2 separate regions of the Homo sapiens genome follow, and region 1 is linked to region 2. A link is a loop called in an ENCODE intact Hi-C map of the cell type or tissue named here. Cell type or tissue: mucosa of descending colon. All regions are shown on one strand. Each heading gives the region's core, and the rest is flanking DNA. Links, peaks and the distances in the headings are about the cores only.

Region 1 (10,066 bases), core at 925-8,924, 130 kb after region 2:
GAATCACAACTCCTAATGCACAATGCTATCTTAAGATTTTGCTCAGAGGCATCTTGTAGGTATCCTCCTAGCTCACCCTTTCCACTTCTGTACCATCCTTCTGCCTCAGTCTTACAAAAACCACCGCTCCTCTGAGTCTGACACCATCCAAATACCTTACCTTATATCTCTACCTTATATGTCTTTGGTGTTTCTACCAACTTTGTGATCACTACTCTTTGTTCACTGAGGACTTTTCCTTCTGGTTCAGTCCTCTCATCTATTTCCAGCTTAATCTGCATTTGCACAGAATATGAGCTATCCATCACTTTGGCTTCTCACTCCTTGACCTCCCATTACCTCTTCCTCCATTCTGCCTCTGCCAGGCTCTCCTATGGTAACACTTGGACCCTTGTCATCATCAGTACACAATCTAGTCTAACCACCATTTCCTCTTTGTTCAGCTCACCTGGTCAAGCACTCCCACAATTCTTCAACAGCATGTGGCCTTCATCCCACACACTTCCTCACTATCCACCAGTTGTTGCCTGTCTTCAGTTCTTCTTTTTGTCCAGCTGGGATTCTGAAGTCCCTCAACAAAATCACCCCTTTAGGAACACTTCCAACCTCATGTGCCTGTAAGACTTGCCAGAAAAAAAATAAATCTGGATGCTTTCCACCATGGTACTCTTCAGACATGTACCAATGGTTGCTTTTTATTTTTTATTTTATTTATTTATTTATTTATTTATTTATTTATTTATTTATTTATTTTGAGACAGAGTCTCGCTCTGTCTCCCAGACTGGAGTGCAGTGGTGCGATCTCGGCTCACTGCAAGCTCCAGCTCGTGGGTTAACGCCATTCTCCTGCCTCAGCCTCCCAAGTAGCTGGGACTACAGGCGTGCACCACCATGCCCGGCTAATTTTTCTGTGTTTTAGTAGAGACGGGGTTTCACCGTGTTAGCCAGGATGGTCTCAATCTGTCTCCTGACCTCGTGATCCGCCCACCTCGGCCTCCCAAAGTGCTGGGATTACAGGTGTGAGCCACTGTGCCCAGCCCAATGGTTGCTTTAAAAAAATTAAAGAAGTTAAAAGGATATTAAATGGAAACTTTCGACTTGAGGTATCAAGATGCGATAGCAGTGAAATCCCAATGTGAAGTGGTAACCAGAATATAAATCTTCAAAAAGAGTGTAAATTACTTTATGAGATTTAAAAACCCTTCTTTACGAGGATGAGAGTAAAAGACTGAGAATACATTTTGAGAAAAGAAGGATTTTTGGGGTGAGAACTGCTAGACAATGAGCCTAGTACCCACCATCAAAGGAAAGGATATCTGGGGATACCTGCCCTCTTGAGTCAACCCTAATGAGGGCTGCATCTATGGGGCCACTCAGCGTTCAGTACAGCACACCTCTGGATGGAGGTTCCACAGATACAGGTTCTGACCCCTGCCTGGGGAACCTTGAGATAGACAGGCTGATAAACTACTCTGATATGGGAGCCAAGGAGAGGTCGCTGCCTGGAATCCACTACTCCGTAATTCCTAAGAGCAAAGGCAGCATCATGATTGTTTCTTGATGCCAGAGATGGGCCATACTGAAGACAGCTCCATTGCCTTTTTTTGAGGGTCCAGGGGCTTGTAGTTGTACAAACCAACTGGGAAGGCAATGGATTCCCTGCAGAGAGAATATGGGTGGACTGGGCTTCTGGAAATCTAGGAGCTGAGAAGGGAGTGGTAACCAGAGAAACAGAATATGCCTACATCCTAGGGGTTACGATTGGAGGGGCTTAGAAGAGAAGTCTAGAAAAAACCACAAAAATACTCACGAGAAAGTGATACAGCTTTAAATATACACCAGGACCAAAGAAATATCTATTTTCCAAGTGTATCTGTTGAGCAGAAACCTTCTGTTCCTCTTTCCTCTCCTCTCTCCCTGAGCACAACCCTGGATGAGCCTGAAAGTTAGTCAGCGAAACTCTGACTAAGAACAGACACACAGGAGCTGTGGGGTAGGGGAAGAAAGGCTTATTTTTGAATGCAGAAAAATAGTGATGAAATGTAGAAACTCAACATTTGTATTTCTGAGTCTAGATTTTTTTCAGCTAACTATAACTTCAGGAACCTCTATTTCCTAGGAGGCGTAGGGACAGCCCAGAATTTTCTATCTGTGGCAGAGAGAAAACTTTCCCCACTGCGCGACTATAAAAGGCACAATGGGAGAAAAAAATTGTTTTATTTTTATTCTATCTCATGAGTCATGCTTGTTAAAGTACTGATTAAACTGGTTTCACTTGAACTCCGTGCTCACAAGCCCCAAATGGGCTCTCAACACAGCCCAGCAATGCTACTACTTTTATCTGTGTAGCAGGCTTGTTTGCTCACTATTCTCCTATATGACTTTTACATCTTCTCTCTCAGTTCAACTCTCCTTCCTCCATCCCTTCCCACCCTGTCCTTGTTAGGTGACAAATATATCTCTTTCTTCGTTGAGACCCCAGAAAGGCCAAGATGGGGATGCCTTGACTTCTCACCCATGAAACTTCCTAAATGGGCTGCATCTTCTTCTCTTACATCCAAAGACAACTCCTGCATAAAAGGCTAGCCCCTCTCCATCTCTCTCATCTTCCTCCGATTAGCCCCTTCTCCTGCCTCAACAGTTTCTCTCTTTTACCCATTCTATCAGCATACAAATATGCATTTTTTTTAAAGTCCTCCTTGGACCCCACGTTAGTCTGCAGCTTTTTCCATTTCTCTTATTTTGTTCACAATTCAACTTCTCACACAAGTAGCATTTACTTGATGTTTACCTTCCTTCAGCTCCCATTTACTTCTCAGCTACTCCAGTGTGGCCTCTGACCACCACTCCTTTCTTTGAAACTTCTCAGTGAGATCACCGATAACTTATCTTGTTAAATCCAAGGGGCCTTTTATCAATCATGATATGCATTTTCTCAATATCACAGGTCCCTCTTTAAGCTCAAAACACTTTCCCTTCTTGACTTCCATGCCATTACTCTGTCCCAATTTTCCACCTTAGTTTCTAGCTGTTCTCCATCTCCTTTGCAACCTCCTCCTCTTCTCCATGAACACTCAATAAGGGAGAGGAGTCCAGGGCTTGCCTCTGGGTCTCTGCATCTTTGTTCTCTGCCCTCTCTTTCCTCCAACGTTAAATATGCCTTTGTGTAGCTTTAAATGCCATTTGTATAGTGATAACTACCACATTATATTTCCAGGCCAAATTTCTCCTGGGAAATTCAGACTTTTATATGCTATCACTAATTTTATACCTACATTTGGATATTTCACAGGCATGAGAAATTCCACTGGTCCAAAATAGACCAATAAATCTCCACCCTCCTCCTCCTCCTCCCAGACTGCTTCTCTTTCACTCTTCCCATCTCAGTAAATGTGGCCAACGTTTAAAGACACCAGGAACCTGGGAGTCATTCTGTATCCTTCCTTTTTCTTTATCTTCCGTAGCCATCTAACAGCGTGTAATTCCAAGTATACATTCAATCGGTCCATTTCTTGTCATCTCTACTACCTTGTATGGTTCACCTAAACTAATGCAAAAGCCTCCTTAATACCACCATTTTTCCTCCTATTTTCTGCCAAGCCACACTCCACACGTTATCAAAACACAAGTCATTATTGATATGTATCAATAATGTACATAGCCCAGCCCCTCTCCACATATAAGTCCCTCGATGTACTCAACAAAATCCTGTCTCCCAGCCGTTAACAGTGGTTCCCTGCTCACATGACATTGCCACACTGGCCAACATTAGCTGCTTGTACATTCCCCTAAGAGGTCTCCAAATATTCTATTTGCTCTGAATGGAACATGCTCAAAGCACTCATAACCACATTCAGGTGTTTTTTATCTTTCTCAAGACAGCTTCCTAATGTCCAGCTCCTTAGAGAAGCCCCTTTCCTCATTATCCCATGGAGGCACTATTTTTGTCACTGTGCCCTTATCATTTCTGCCACAGCATTTATAGCCACTTATGATCATGCATGTGTTTGCTCACTGATCTTTTTCCACAAGTTTTAAGTGTCTTAAATGGAAGAACTGTATCAGTGGTATTTACCTGTGTCCACCTCACGAGGAGGACAATACCTAGACTACAGAAGGAACTCAGTAAGATGTGCAGAAGAATGTATTAATCCGGTAGCACAGCACCATGGTAATGACCTAAATTTCATAAAATATTTCCAATATTTCCCATGTTGAGCAATAGTTTTATTAGGGCTTAGCTATCCATACAAAGAAAAGAAACAAAATAAAACGTGAAACCACGGGAATAGATCTTGGTTAGGAAGGATTTGAGGAAGTCACAATTATTCATTGGCACATTGTTTAGAGAAACCAAACAGGAACCTAATAAAAGAGAAAAACTAATATCCTCATTCTTGAATCAGGGATTCATCTTGAGGTGATGTTTAAATTGTGTAACAGTTTTAGATGCTATTACTTAGGTGAGTGTTTATTTGTGTTGACACTACACTACTTCCTCTGGAATTCAAATAAATTGAATGCTGGTTTGGGACTTGGTATTTAATTAACAGCTTGATCAATAAATATTCACTCAGCACCTTTTACAGGCACAGGTCTGCCCACAGCAGGAACTTCCCTGTATTAGTTCAACACTCAGCTTGGAAATGCCCCAAAGCCTGGGTCAGCACTAATTCAGCCTTGGCCTCCTTCTGGGGTTACACAGCCCTCCCAGGGTGGGCTTGGGGCCAAGGATGTTACTTTCTTTCCCTAATCCATTTTCCGATGTTGGCTATGATCTTTGCCTTTTCTTCCTTTAGAAATGAAACTGTTTTTCTTCTTGGATAAATCACTGCAGTCAGCTAGGGTATATGCCAAAACTAAATGATTTTAGTGTGCTATAAAGTAATGAAATTGACTTTTATAAAACTTTTATATTGAAACTGACTTCAAACTACACACATTAACCCCATTTTATTACATAGTCCGCAAACTACACAGCTTCAGAAGGGTGGGATAGGGTGGGGTGAGTCCCAACGTACTTGTGGCTCCCACCCATGTTAAACTACCAGGGCTTTTTTCTGCTCAGATAAAACTCTTTTGCACATTGACTGTGACCTCACTTCTACTTCACTTTTTAAAAATGCATACAAGTGTACCATACACACTTCTTTATGTTATAGAAGTTTTAATAAATTTAATAACCATTATTGTAATATTCTTATTAGACTAAGTAAGAAATGATGCAAATTTCAATTACCATTATAGTAAAGAAATTCATATCAGGACTCAAAGGAAAGTGGTTTTCCCTCCCCCTCACAGAAGTTTTATAAAGGAAAGATGAAAAGAAGGGAAAGAGGGAAGTGAGGAGTGTAGGAAAGAGAGAGAAAAGGAGAAGGATAGAGTGAGGGAGGGCAAGAGGGAAGCAGGAAGGCAGGAAAGAAGGAAATAAATAAGGAATATAGGTATAAAAGAAACAAGAAATGTACATTTATTTCCAATAAATTTGTTCTGCCTGGCTGATGACAGCATTCCCTTTCCAGTGAGGGGAAATGCAATGTGGTGAGGCTGGGCACCATGGCTCACGCTTGTAATCCCAGCACTTCAGGAGGCTGAGGCAGGTGGATCACCTGAGGTTAGGAGTTTGAGACAAGCCTGGCCAACATGGTGTAACCCCATCTCTACTAAAAATACAAAAATTAGTTGGGCCTGGTGGCAAGCGCCTGTAATCCCAGCTACTTGGGAGGCTGAGGCAGGAGAATCACTTGAACCCAGGAGGCAGAGATTGCAGTAAGCAGAGATCATGCCATTGCACTCCAGCCTGAGTGACGAGAGTGAAACTCCGTCTCAACAACAATAACAACAACAACAAAAAAAGAAAGAAGAAAAAAAAAAGAAAAGAGAAGAGAAAAGAAGAGAGAAGAAAAGAAAAGAAAAGAAAAGAAGAAAAGAAAAGAAAAGAAAAGAAAAGAAAAGAAAAGAAAACACAGTGTGGTGAAATGAATAAATCTGCCAAACAAAAAAGGGCCAAAGTGGAATGAGTCCTTTCCTCCAGGGTCACCTGAGAACAGACAACATACTCTTCGTTTCTCTGCTCCACACCTATTTGCAGGAATCTCCATTCTATGCACTCCATCTTTTGGCAGCATACAGACATCTGGATGGTGCTTCCTGCATTGCATTCATAGTTTTTTGAAAGAAAATGACCACAGAAGCTGAGCAAGTAGTTTACAAGCCAAAGGGAAGCCTGGCTTGCCTGTCATTAAAGCAGATGCAGCCTGGGCCAGCTGGTGGGCATCTCAGACCTGCACCAGAACACAGGGGCATGATTTTAAATCTCATGTCCCCAATGCTCAAAGCGTAAGGAGTTCTTAGATGCTCCAAAAAATGAGAAATGAACCCAAAATTAGACCGTTCACTGAATAAACAAGCCTACTTCCTCCTGCACTGCCTCCCTTTTCAATGCGAAAAAAAAAAATCAGTTTTACAACAAGGCATGAAACAGGCTGATAACCTCCCGTGTGAAGCAACCTTTAGCAAATTAGCCTAAAATAGGGCTTGAGAATTCTAACTTAGAAGTCCCACTCCCCAAGTAGATCCTGAAGTTATAACTAAGACTACCTCATTTAGCACATGACATTGCCAAGGCCGCTGAAGTTGGGTGACACCCTCAAGGTCAGTCATTTAGAAGTTGGAATCTGTTATTTTTAATCCCTTGCCAGAGCTCACTTAAATACACCATGTTGTCTTCTATCTTAAAACAGTTCCAAGGTTATAAAAAATGCATGCATATCTTTTAAATGTCAATAACATGATATAGTTATACGTGAAAGTGTTCATATTTTCACCCAAGAAAGACTAAGAAACACTGTGTCCTGATTCTCCAGAGCTGTGTTGCTTCTGCACATACACAATGGACCCCACCCAAAGGCCTTCACCAATCCCCCAAGTGCAAACACCACTGTGGCATGTAATTTCCTCTGTAAATGTGTAAAGTACACATGAAAAATACTTGTGCCCCCTTTAGATATCTTCTTAACAATTCTGTAAATATCACCTAGATGGATTTATAAAGCAGCTCTTTGCAGGAGTCCATGCGATCAAGTAGAAAGCACAAAACTAGTTGAGATGTGGATCTTCATTAGGCATTCACACAGGCTGAATCACTCAGCTCCACACAGCCTTCTCCTCACAGGGCCCACAATTCAAGTGATGAATTGCAGTATGTCATGCACTTTGGGGGTTACTCTGAAGAGCTGACAAACAATATATTTAATCCAGGAATTACAAGTAATCCTGGAATTAGCATGAAGAGAAAACACGTGGCAGGCCTGGTGAGCCTGTTCTGGCCTCTCAGAATGTCATGAACTTCAGTGCTCTTCATTAATGAAGATAACGCTGTGAGGACAACACTATTAATCTACCCTAAGAGAAACTAACTAAATATCAGCTTCGTTGTCTCGCTTCCTAAATAGGCAACAAACATCAAACTGGACGGTACATAAAAATTCTTAATCCTTCCCCTAAGCTGCAAATGGACAACAAATACAATCTTTACTAGAAAGGAAAAATATCGTCTCATCTTTGGAAAAGACAAAGGATATTATCTAAGCCTAATTCTACACATCAGTTCCTGATAGCATGAACTGGAAAACTCCACTATTCTTCATCGCCCTCCGTGGGCAATGAAAATTGTCAGCCTAATAGTACCAACCCTTCAAAACGAAGTGGGCCCTACAAAAATGCCTGGATAAAAACATACAAGTGGTCCAAGATTTTCTTTTTTCTGTCTGAACAATGTTGTCTCTGAGAGATATGCAGATAATCAACCTGTGGTGATAACTGTGTTTAAGGAACATTATTTGTGAGATAGAAAATAACATTCTCTACTTTAAAAACAAAAACAAAAATACAAAACACATGAGTGTGTGTATGTGTACACACAGTTCACATAGTATACTAGCAAGCTGTGTTGGTTTGAAGACTAGGTCAATATTTGCAGGTCTCAGCTTCTCAAATATAAGTTCAGAAGCCTCTACAAGATGCAGGCAAATGATCCAATACTGCAGGGTGAGTAGCACTCTCCAGGCATGGATAGCTCTTCCAAGACTCACATTGGACAGCCATCTTTGTTTTATTCCTGTTGCTGCACCCTCAGCAATGAGGCCATCACATAAAATCATGTTTCGCATAACAGTGGTAAGAAGCCTAAAAATCATCAGCTGCCATCGAAAGTAATGAAAAATATTCACAGAGGCCTTCAATCAGCCCATTTTTGCTTTTGCAACTATCATTTCCTGAAAAACAAGAAAAACGACAAATACAATCCAAAAATAAGATCCCCACGGCACATGGCTTTTGGACCACCCGGAAAATGCAAGCTTGGACATACGAATGGCAATGTTCTTGTTCTAACAGTTGCCAGGGACAGCTAAGAGCCTTAGAAAGGTTCTGGCACTGTCAAGAGCTTGGAACCATTAAGCTTGTTCTATATTAAAACAGAACTCAGAGTATTTTCTCTCTAATGGAGATGAAACTGAGGATCATGTTCTAGCAAGGGACACACAGGAAGTGCGGCTGATGAATATCATCATTCAGCACCCTTCACAATATCTCTCCAGCAGTGACTTCCAAGCTCCCCAGATTGAGTCATCCTGGAACACACAACGCATCAAATAATTCACCGGCTGTACTCTGAGGTATGGGCACGTGCTTCAGCACTTATCTCCTACTTTCGAGGAAACGTCCTGATACAGAGAAATCTCTATAGAGGACACACTCCCTTCCTGGGCTTCACTTGGGCTCTGCTAGGTACATGGATAAAAGCAGAGGGCCATTTGAAAATGTCACTTCACTTGTACCTGACACTAGATTTATCATTCCTACCCTCTGAGTATATTAGCATTCCTAGCATTGTTATAGTCTAGTAATTTACAAAGTATTTTTCACATTTGAGAATTTGGAACAATAACATAACCACTTACTAATCTTTTAACTGAATTCTGAACTCCGGTTCCTTTAACTATTTCTTCACCATGGAGATCCTTTTATACAAGGCAGGAACCCCTGTTGTTCCAAGTATCTTGATAGAATAAGGAACAGACAGACACACACACTTATTTTTGGTGTTCTGGACAAATTCTAAAGCACTCCCATAGATATGCTCTGAAGTGACCAAACCTTTAATTTTTTTGAACCAAAAACATCTGACAACAAACAAAAAAGTTATAGTTCTAGAGCCTGCTCACCAGTTTTCATGGGACTATTGTCAACTTGGGGACATGCCGTCCCCCACAGTGGCTCTGTCACAGAATGCTCATCTCAAAACTTAAACCCCGACAGCAATCTCCTCTCTCTTCTGTTTCTTTCTCCATATATTCTTGATCTTTGACCTCATCCAGATCCTTAGTCCCCTGACCCCTCCCTGTTTTTTCTTGCTTTGCTTTCCTTCTAGTCCTGTCTAGCCCTGAGTCTACAGTTCAAGCATGAACCTGATCCTAAACCAACACCCAATGTTTCTTCTCTGCCCCTAGACCTGGGCTGCCAAGTGCTGCTGGACAACATTCACATATTTGATGCCACTAGCTGTGCAGAGTATCAGATCATCGGGGTGGGGATGAGTGTGCAGTCCTTCTATGCTGTTCAGCAGCCCATCCTGCATCATCTCCACACCATCCCATCCTCCTCTCTTCTGTCTATCTAGCCCCGCTCTTTACATTTGGCCACAATGAATTCCATGGCTTCTGGTTTGGCTATAAGACTCCTTCTCCCAAGGGGCTTTGCTTTCTTATCATTTCCCAAGATTTTATCTTCAGATTCTCCCTCACAGCTGGGCCATTTAGTTCAAGCTTACTAGAATACCGAAATCTTTCCCTTCTTAAAATAAAAAGCAAAACTTATTGTGCAAAACGCTTCCTCAAATTTGCATCCTCCACTTTCTACCATTCATTCATTTACTCATACATTCCTATTCCCTACCTCTCTCTCTCATTTCTTCAATTTCACATTCCGTCCCCAGGCAAAATTCTTGAAAAACTGTATAAGAGTCTATCATCCCTATTTCTTCTCGTTCTGTTAATTTTCCAGC
Region 2 (10,066 bases), core at 1,224-9,223:
CTATACATCCTAATAACAAACACACTACATAACTTCAAATAAGCTACTTGAAAATAAACTGTATTTGAATTTCGAAGAGATTTTATGATAACATGTACTATAACTATGCTTATCTAATTTAAAAACTTTTAAAATATATTTTCTAAATGTAATTCTGGGTTTATTGATGGAGAGAAAAGAGGAATACTGCTGTTAGAAAGAGAAGAAAATACAGGTGATAACTTGACCATGAAAAATAAGCCTACAGATCACTAAGAGTTGACTTTGTTCTTACAACAAAAATACACTAAATACGTAAAATTTTAAAATTACAATTAAATTTCTTTGGGCGAGGGGCGGTGGCTCATGCCTGTAATCCCAGCACTTTGGGAGGCCCAGGCGGGTAGATTGCCTGAGGTCAGGAGTTCGAGACCAGCCTGGCCAACATGGTGAAACCCCATCTCTACTAAAATAAATAAATAAATAAGCAAGCAAGCCAGGCGTGTAATCCCAGCTACTCGGGAGGCTGAGGCAGGGGAATTGCTTGAACCAGGGAAGTGGAAGTTGCAGTGAACCGAGATCGCACCACTGCACTCCAGCCTGGGCGACAGAGCGAGACTCTGTCTCAAGGACAAAAAAAAATTATTTGGACTCAGATTCTGTCTCAGATCTCTCAGGTACAACTTCCTCTATCTCTGAGGTTTCCGTATGTGCTATCTTGAAAACCGTCAATTCCCTATAGAGATATATCAAAGAAATAGATTTCTGAAACAGCAGCACAGAACGTCCTCATTTTCTAGTTACAGTTATGAAGTAACAGAAAACAAAAAGACACCTTTATGCTTTAGTGTGAGCTCACTAATACCTAGTCCCAGGCTCAATCACCTTTTCAGCATCATCTCAAAGGCAAAAGTTTAGCTTCTCACTAAGTTCTAACGGAAAACAACACTAGAGGGCGCTGGGAGTTTGCAACTTAGGACTGTCTTCTCACCCAGGAACACAGTGTTTTGTTCTCCGAAGGATACCAACACCAATTCAATCCCTGAAAATGTCCGTTATCATCACAGTTCCAATGAATCAAGAGCGTGATCCTACAAATATGTTTTCCCTGAATACAAAAGGGGAAAGAACAAGAATCTCACTGGCTTTAGCAGTTTAATAGTGTACCATCCAATCAGGTGAAAAAGATATTAAATAAATTCCAAGGAGGGGAAAGAGGGAAGAGCAGAGCTTGTAGCTTACAGTTTCTTTCTTTCAAGTCATGTGGTAAGTGAATTTTTGGTGTGAGCGTTCATGAGAATTTCTGCCAAAAAATAAAATGGTCAAGTCTTGCATTAAGTCAGGCTGAGTTGATGTTCAATACACTAACGGCTAAAGATAGAAGTTCCCATTATAAATCACATCTCAAAATGCTAGTAATTTGCATTTAGGACAATGAACTGCAAATTCTATTCAAAAGGTAAAATTAAAATAAGACTTTCAGGTGTTGTTCTCTCCCAAATCTTTACAATCTTATGACCATTGTGGGGAAAAAATTTGTGGGGAATGTTGAAGCACATCTTACCTAGTCTCAGTGTGACCTAAGGGTTATCGTCCACACCAAAAAGGCAAAAGGCACCCTAGAGCTAGAAGTTGTCTTCCCTTTGAATGGAAGACAACTCAAACTCTAACTACACATTGTGGGAAAGCTATGATGTAGTAGCCTCTCATACTTTTGAAATGTATACATTTTTACAACGGCCCAACATCAATTTGCATATGGATTTGCAATTGCACATGCAATTGCAAAGATAGGATTTTACTGGTGATTACAACAACAACTTTTAAAACTACACTTCAGCCTGGCCAATCCAGTCTTCTCCAAGACCAGCACTACAGATCTGGCTGTTTGACATAGTGACAAGTAAAATATTACTTTTTCTATGAAGTTGTTTCATTTATATGTTTGGTCAAATCAAACTAGTCATAAATACATTTGCTGAACATAATCTATCCTAAGCCTTTTCAGTGTTTAAAATTATGGACACACTTGGAATTTTGTCATGTCACACAAGAAACATTGGCCCAGGAGGTCAAACATGGTCATAAAGTTCATAAACACGTCAATCTTCCTCCTACCACAGAGACTTTGAGTTTGCTGTTCAATCAACCCAAAGCAATCAGTCTTCTTCAAGGGGACCAGGAGTAAGTCTTCCTTTTTTTCAGGAACTGGTAGATTAAACATGGGCGCAAGACTCAAATACATACACGTTAATACACACACCTTGTCCAGATTTGGTTCCAGAATTTTTTCTGGTGCCTAAATCTGGTCACAGTGGACTTGTTTCTTCTCTTAACTGCTTTTCATACAACCCTAGGAGAGTCCCAGGTTCTGTCCTTGAATGAGACTTTCATTCCTGGCATACTAAGTCAAAATCAAAATGCACTTCCTGCAGAAACACTGTCATGAAAACAGGGGCACTTGAAGTCCCACAGTTTGTAGCTTAACTGGGTTGTTGAGGGCTGGCCTAAGAATGTAAAAAACATTTCCAACATTTTTGCTTTGGGAATGTGTAAGTTTCACTATCTGATTTTCAATGGAACATTTGAAGCAATACTTGTAAAGTGCAAAGTTTTGTAAAGGAAACAGATAAATATAAAATTACATGGAAGGTATCTTTAGCTTCAGATGCTGAAGGGACGGTGAAATTCTCTTCTAAAATAAAAGAAGGATTTTTAAGGGATTGCCACATTTTTGCAACTGAAGGCACATTGGATATTGATTTAGGTACTTCCCCACAGATGTCAATTTGGCTGAGTGGGGACATGTGGTCTGTCAGCAGAAGATTTTCAGTCCCTGAAGTAGAGGACAGAGCTCAGAAGAGAGTCCTAGAGAGGTTTTTTGTTTTGTTTGCTGTTTTTAAACAAGAAATCCTATAACAGAGATACAAAAATAAACAGATAAAATTTTTGTTTTAGAACAATGGTTTTCAAATTGTAGGTGGCTGTTCATTTGGTTTATGAAATTAAATGGGTCTTGAGACTCACATCTGTAGAATGAAATGGAATAGGGAAAAAATGGAGGGGGGCCATTGTATTTCTTACTGTTTGGGTGGTCACGATCACAAAATTTTTGAAAGAACACTGACCTAGAAGTTAACAAAAAGAGCCATGGAGTTAAAAAGTTAAAACCATTCTTAAAGTGGAATTGGCAAGTGTGAAAACTGGCGACTGTGTATTGCTTTTGGGAAAAGGAGATAGAAAATAAATTAGGAGTGTTTAAAAATTTGGGACCATTAAATAGTGCTCCAGGGTTAGAGAGGTCGTCTAGGGACTCTCTTTGTCCAGCCAGCTGTGGCTCATCCTAAATATGGCTTAAATATCACTTCCTCAGACCCACCTTGTCGCTTCTCTCCTCTGTCACCTTTTTTTTTTTAATAGAACTTATCACAATGTGTAACTATACATTTGTTTGTGTGTTTCTCTAATGTCTCTGTCTCTAGACAGCCTTTAAACTCTATGGTGACAAATTTTACTTCTGTGGTTGATTACTGCATAATACCTGGCCAGGCACTCAATTACTATTTAAAGAAAAGAGCATCAGGAGATATTGTGAAAGACTTTAAGATAGGCAAAAAAAAAAATTACTGGTGTCCTGCCTAGTATACCCTTCTAAGCTGCCAGAGCTGTTCGTTGCCTTTGAGCTGTTTTACCACCCTGTAAGTTATAGAAAACTGACAGTAATGCCAATGATTCTTATCCACAGAAATGCAAGTGAATCTTGGTGAATATGCAATGATTATTGTCATAGGAATATTAATAATTTTTTTCATCTACTAACAAATCCATCTTAGCATTCCTGGTAATATTAATTAATATATATATTTATTAATATATATCATATATAATTAATATATATTTATTTATATATCATATATAATTAATATATATTTATTAATATATCATACATAATATATTTATTAATATATATCATATATAATAATATATAATATTAGCGTATATGTGTGTGTTCTTTGACTTCTATTTAAAGCTAGTTGTAATATGTTAAAAGTTGTTCTTATTAATGAATTAATTAAAATTTTAATGAATGAGTTAAAATTTTAATTAAAGTATTAATTAAAAACTCTGACATGTTTTATATTTTATATTTATACTTTATATTTGGAGGGAAAGAGAAAGGAAAGAAAGAAAATGGAGTATTAGCTGGAAAGTCTATGTATGTGCTCATTCTCTTGGGGACTGACATTACCTGGTTGTGATTATGTTAAGAGAAAGAGGCTGGTGAAGGAAAGAAAAGGAAGGCATCAGAAACAAAGGTCATTTTATAAGGTAAACATGAGATAGCAATGTAGCCCACTTATAAAGCAGACTTTGTTTTAAACAGAGACATAAACATACATATAACATATGGGAAATAATGTGCTTATTCCATGCATTCTGTACTGGCAAGGCACATCTATTGTTGAGATCCTCAGCCTAGATAATCTGACACAGGTAGATCCAGAGAACAGTTATGATTTTTCACTGTCTACAGGCAAGCTGGTATAGGTACTACTCAATTCCCACCAAAGTCACCAATTAACAAAATGAATTATCCACTATGATGTCACTCAAACAGAACAAAGAGGAAATAATCAGGAGAGAAGTAAGTGTTACCCAGCAAAAATTAGTTGGAGGTGTGTTTACATGAATAAGGGTATCTTTCAATCAGAAAAAGTAAATCAGCAAGGCTAAAACTTGCATTTCTTAAAGATCATCAACCTGTTAATTAGAAAAGCTATGATAATTAAACTGAATTCAGGTGGTTTACTTAGAGTCAAGAATTAAGTTTATCGGGACCTCCCTTTAGCTTTATAAAATTAAGCTCCATTTACTAAATCTAGACACAGAGTTTAGGCAGGGTTTGCGTTTTGGTTCCATGGTCTAAATATTTATAATAGGTCTCCAATGAGTGTTCACATAGCTCTGGGTGATAGGTACTGATTCGATAACAAAAAGGCATTTTACTACACATCCCAGAGTTAAGTTAAATGCATAAATGTGCCATATTCACCAGAACAATAGTGAAGGTTCTAATGATGACATAATGCATAATAATAAACCCAAATGGGTTCTTTCAGCCATCACAAACAAGTCTGACGTAATTTTTATGTGCATTTTTGTCTCAAACATTTTTTTCAACTGTAAGCAAAACATATAACAAACATTTCAGAAAGACAAAAAAACACTTGTATAATGTTCTTGCAAATTTATACAATGCAGATTTGAATTCACAACACGCAGACACACACACACAGACACATATCTTGGCATACTGTAAACCTAAATTACAAATGGTAAATAATATTTTCCTTTATATAGCATGTCACAATCCACAAGCATCTTTGAGCATATTCATAAAACCCCTGTGAAGTCATTCATTGTTTTCCCCATTTTGTAGATAAGAAAATCAAGGTTCAATGATGTCTATTTCATAGATGAGGTAATCAAGTTTAGAAGTCTGGTTTGTGGCCACAGAACCAGAAAGAGGCATAGGTAAAGTTAAACATTAATCAAGGTCTGTCCTTTCCAGTTTTCCTGTTTTATCCTCTAACATAACTCATTCAAGTCAAACAAATATTATTATGATATTTTCTTCATTATTGCAATAAAAAAGTCCACACTGCCTGGGATACAGTCCCAACTCCACACTTGCTGGCTATGTGCTCTCAGTCAGATCACTTATCCCCTCTATGCCTGGTTCACTATCCTCAAATTGGGGATAATAATATCCCCTAACTGATAGCATTGTCATAAGGACTAAAATATTTATGAAGCGCTTAAAACTGTGCCTGGTGTCTTCCAAGTAAAATCAATTTCTTCTAATCTCAGCTTAGCAAAGTAAGACATTTGCCCTGAGGACCCAGATGACTGCTTGGACACTCATTGGTTGCCGTGTATCTGATGATCCATGGGCTGCAGGTGCAACTCACAAACTTCAGTAAGAATTTCCCAGCATCAATGCCCAGACTCGCCTCAGGAATCCTGCCACCAGGGGTCAGAAAGTTCCCTTGTGTTTATTTTGTTGAGCAATTTCACAGCTTCCTATCCAAAGACACAGAGAAACTGCCACTTGGGACTCATAGCCTCTTTCTAACCTGGGATAATAAGTACATGTTATATTTCAAGGAGTTACATTCCTTTCTATTTTTATTTATTGTAAATAATAGCAGCTGCCACTTAGTGAGCACCTACTAGATGTAAGATACTGGACTAAGCGTTTTCAACTATTTTTGTACCCCTAACAAAATGTACATCACTGTCTCCATTTCATAGGCAAGAAAACCTGAGACTCTGAGTGGTTCATCAGTTTATCCAAAGACACACAGCAAGTGGTAAAACTGACATTCACCTGGTTCCCAGGTGCTGTCTGTGAACTTCCAAAACCTACGCTCCTGACATACAAGACAGTGCTTCTCTCTAGAGCCAAATCATGCAATATTTACTTATTCTATCTTGTTTTTTTTTAGTACTCTATATTTATATCCTCTTAGGACTAAATTGTGCAATAATTATTTATCCTATCTTGCTTTCTTTTTTAACACTCTGTATTGTTTCAAAAGGACCTGAGACCCGCTTATACAAATACATAAACCAAATAAAAATTTTCCAAGAGGTTGAAAAACAGAAAATAGAAAGTAGAGATGAGGCCACGTCGAAAGTTAACATATGAACCGCATGTTACAAGGGCGCCTAAAATGACTAGCATCGGACCATGGATTCACCTTTTCATCTGCATTAAAGAGTTTAACTTCTTATCTTCTATTGTAGGAGAATCATGCAATGTTAAAATTATGCAGGACTTCAGTCTGATGCATATTTAAACATATTAGTTATTGTTAAAATGAGTTGTACCTAACTATTTGACCAAGCACCATTGATTAGCCAGTAGACTTGAGTTATAATCCCAGTTTGGTCACTAACTGGATGGGTGATTTTAGGCAAGTTACTGAACCTAAGGCTTAGGGTTTTTTGAGAGCATGAAATGAGATACCATATTATAAGACGTACTGTCTGACAAATCACACAAGTGCCCAATAATTGTTAGCTATTGCCATTATAATATTCTTGTAATCTTTTATTCTTTTCTTCTTTCCTCTCTTCCTTTTTCCTCTCTCTCATTCCTACCTTCTTCCTTTCCCTTCCATTTACTCCACTTTCTTTTTTCTTTTTTTTCTTTGAGATGGAGTTTCACTCTTATCACCCAGGCTGGAGTACAATGGTGGGATCTCAGCTCACTGCAATCTCTGCCTCCCAGGTTCCAGCGATTCTCCTACCTGAGCCTCCTGAGTAGCTGGGATTACAGGCATGCACCACGACGCCCAGCTAATTTTTGTATTTTTAGTAGAGACGGGGTTTCACCATGTTGGCCAGGCTGATCTCAAACTCCTGACCTCAGGTGATTCACCCACCTCGGCCTCTCAAAGTGCTGGGATTAGCAGATGTGAGCCACCGTGCCAAGCCCACTCCACTTTCTTTCCTTGCTTGCTGGTCACGTAGGAGACAGATTTCAATTCTGTCCGGGTCAAGAGATTTCTAGATAATTTAGGGATCAACTCCACGGCCAAGTACTAGCTAAGAAAAAGTCAGGAACGCAAAATAAGTAATTATGACTTCTGTTTATAAGGAATTCATATTCTCAAAGAAGCATCAACAAATATTTTTTTAAGTCCTAAAAGATAGAGAAAGGATAAAACAGCTTACAGAGAGCTTAAAATGATGTGGTAACATAATTTTGACATGATCTGGTTAATGTAGGGCTAGAAGTCTGCTCAGTGTTTCAGGAGTGTGAAGATGAGAGGGACACAGCATAAAATAATTAGAAACTATAATAGTAACACACAGTAGGGGTCATGAGAACTCAATGAAGTCAATAGAGAACAAAAAAGAAGGTTTTTGCTGATAGCTTCATTAAAGAGAAAGGAGTGAAGGAAATTTGAGATAGGGAGAGGGCAACGCAGGACCTGGGAGCAGCAGACATGCTGCTCTAGTACACCCAGCTCCCTGGGCTCCACGTCAATCACATGTACTGCTCTAAGAATATAAATCAAATAGTGTACCTGGCAAATTCCTCAAATCAAAGAAGGCAAGGAACAAGGACACACACACAAAAAAATACATCAGCTTCTAAGGAACACCTTCCTCGCTGGAAGTTCCAACTTTGGGCTTCTGCAATGAAAAGATGATCCATATTGAAAAATAAGATAACATAAAACTCATGATGGGAATTTTCCATGTCAAAATTTAGGTTCTTGGCTGCTTTTTTTTTTTTTTTTTTTTTTTTTTTTTTTTGAGATGGAGTCTCACTTTGTTGCCCAGGGTGAGGTGCAATGACGTGATCTCAGCTCACTGCAAACTCTGTCTCCCGGTTTCAAGTGATTCCCCTGCCTCAGCCTCCCAAGTAGCTGGGATTACAGGCGCATGCCATCATGCCTGGCTAATTTTTGTATTTTTAGTAGAGATGGGGTTTCACCATGTTGCCCAGGCTGGTCTCGAACTCCTGACCTCAGGTGATCCACTCACCTCAGCCTCACAACGTCTTGGGATTACAGGCATGAGCCACCGTGCCTGGCCGTACGTGGCTTTTATGAAGAAGCCTCTTTAACCTAAATCTCATGAGACTATGAGTTTGGGAGAGAATACTAGTATCTTCTTGCTCCAGGAAATATGAATGAATTCACAGGAGAGAACATCATGAAGTACAGGAAGAGCATAGGTTTTTGGAACCAGAGAGACCTAGCTTGCTTTTCGCCTGTGGAACCTTGATCATGTTCCCTGACCCTCTGTGTGTCAGTTTTCTCAAGGTTAACAATATAATTAAGCTCAGTAGAGATAATAAGAAACATTAAAACTTTTCGTTTTTTTTTCCCAGATTTACTCAAAACAAAGGGAGAACATAAATCCATTACTGTATTTATTTTAAAGTAATGATAACCATAAAAGATAAGTTTGTCTTGGAAATGCAAATTCTGGGAATTATAAAATCATATCCTAAGATGTTATTGTGTATTTTCATTTTCACTTCTCTTAGATCTTCTCTTCTCTTAGAATTCAATTAAATTGGTAAACTATTTCTAAGAGCATTATAGTGTATATAATTATGAGTCATGCTAAAAGTCTTTTGATGGCTTTTTAATTGTTTTAACATAGTAAAATCAATGTGTATGTGCCACCCTAGGCAATAATTCTGTCAGATCTCATTAATAAAATAGGTTGAGCTTGGTTTCTGCTTGGAAGAGAGCCTTGATAGGAGACACAAGGCATGTCCAGAACTTATCCTGGTGGCTCCACCACTGTGGATTTGGTTCCACTCTTCCTCAGATTGTGAGACCTTGAGAAAGATTATTTTGGTATGATAGCACTGGTGGCATTTTGTCTGTTGTAATGCCCAACTCTAAAATCAACTCAATCAAATGTATTACTCCCTACGAATGCCATAATACAGTGGATATAAATGAACAAAGATGTTTTCAAAAGCTTATTCTAGAACAAACAAACAGGTCTGAGTAGATGCACCTTCTCAAATCTTACATTACAGTTATTGCCCAGGGCAACCAGATTGCTGCCTTTGGATAGCCTCTAATTGACTATAGCCAATAGATTCCCCTCCCTTGTAAATTTCTGGTTAAACTCACACACATCATTCTGAACACTATAAGGCTGCTGGCAACCAGTCTTCAGATGATTGAAGGAACTTTTTTGTTTGGTATTATAGTGAGCAGGGTGGTTTAGGGGTCTTACCAACCTGTGTCAATAAACATGCTGGGCATGAAAGTCACTGGACTTCTCAAATTTCTCAAGTGCATACTATATCTATCACTGTATTAGTATGTTTTCATACTACTATGAAGAACTGCCCAAGACTGGGTAATTTATAAGGGAAAGAGCTTTAATAGACTCACAGTTCAGCATGGCTGGAGAGGCCTCAAGAAACTTACAATCATGGTGGAAGGCAAAGTGGAAGTAAGGCACCTTCTTCACAAGGTGGCAGGAAGGAGAAGTGCCAAGTGAAGGGGAAAGAGCCACCTATATAACCATCAGATTTCAT

The links. Hi-C counts contacts between places; a loop is a spot of excess contacts. Peaks named below come from ENCODE experiments on the same cell type or tissue, not always from the same donor. Only the 100,000 strongest peaks of a DNase experiment are listed, where the experiment ranks them.
Region 1: a loop joins it to region 2, with 3 times the contacts of the local background. A loop is called at or near these places in 3 of 110 quality-filtered maps.

What each region holds. Positions count from the first base shown.
Region 1 is chr9:18,070,370-18,080,435 of GRCh38, reverse strand. It overlaps a transcript of ADAMTSL1 not described here. Among named protein-coding and RNA genes, the nearest start is that of ADAMTSL1, 400 kb to the left of the region's middle. RefSeq lists an enhancer at 8,219-9,418. In mucosa of descending colon, for the core only: no CTCF peak of the experiment used is centred there; a DNase peak (open chromatin) is centred at 4,695.
Region 2 is chr9:18,204,298-18,214,363 of GRCh38, reverse strand. It overlaps a transcript of ADAMTSL1 not described here. Among named protein-coding and RNA genes, the nearest start is that of ADAMTSL1, 260 kb to the left of the region's middle. In mucosa of descending colon, for the core only: a CTCF peak has its summit at 6,003 (motif pointing right); no DNase peak of the experiment used is centred there.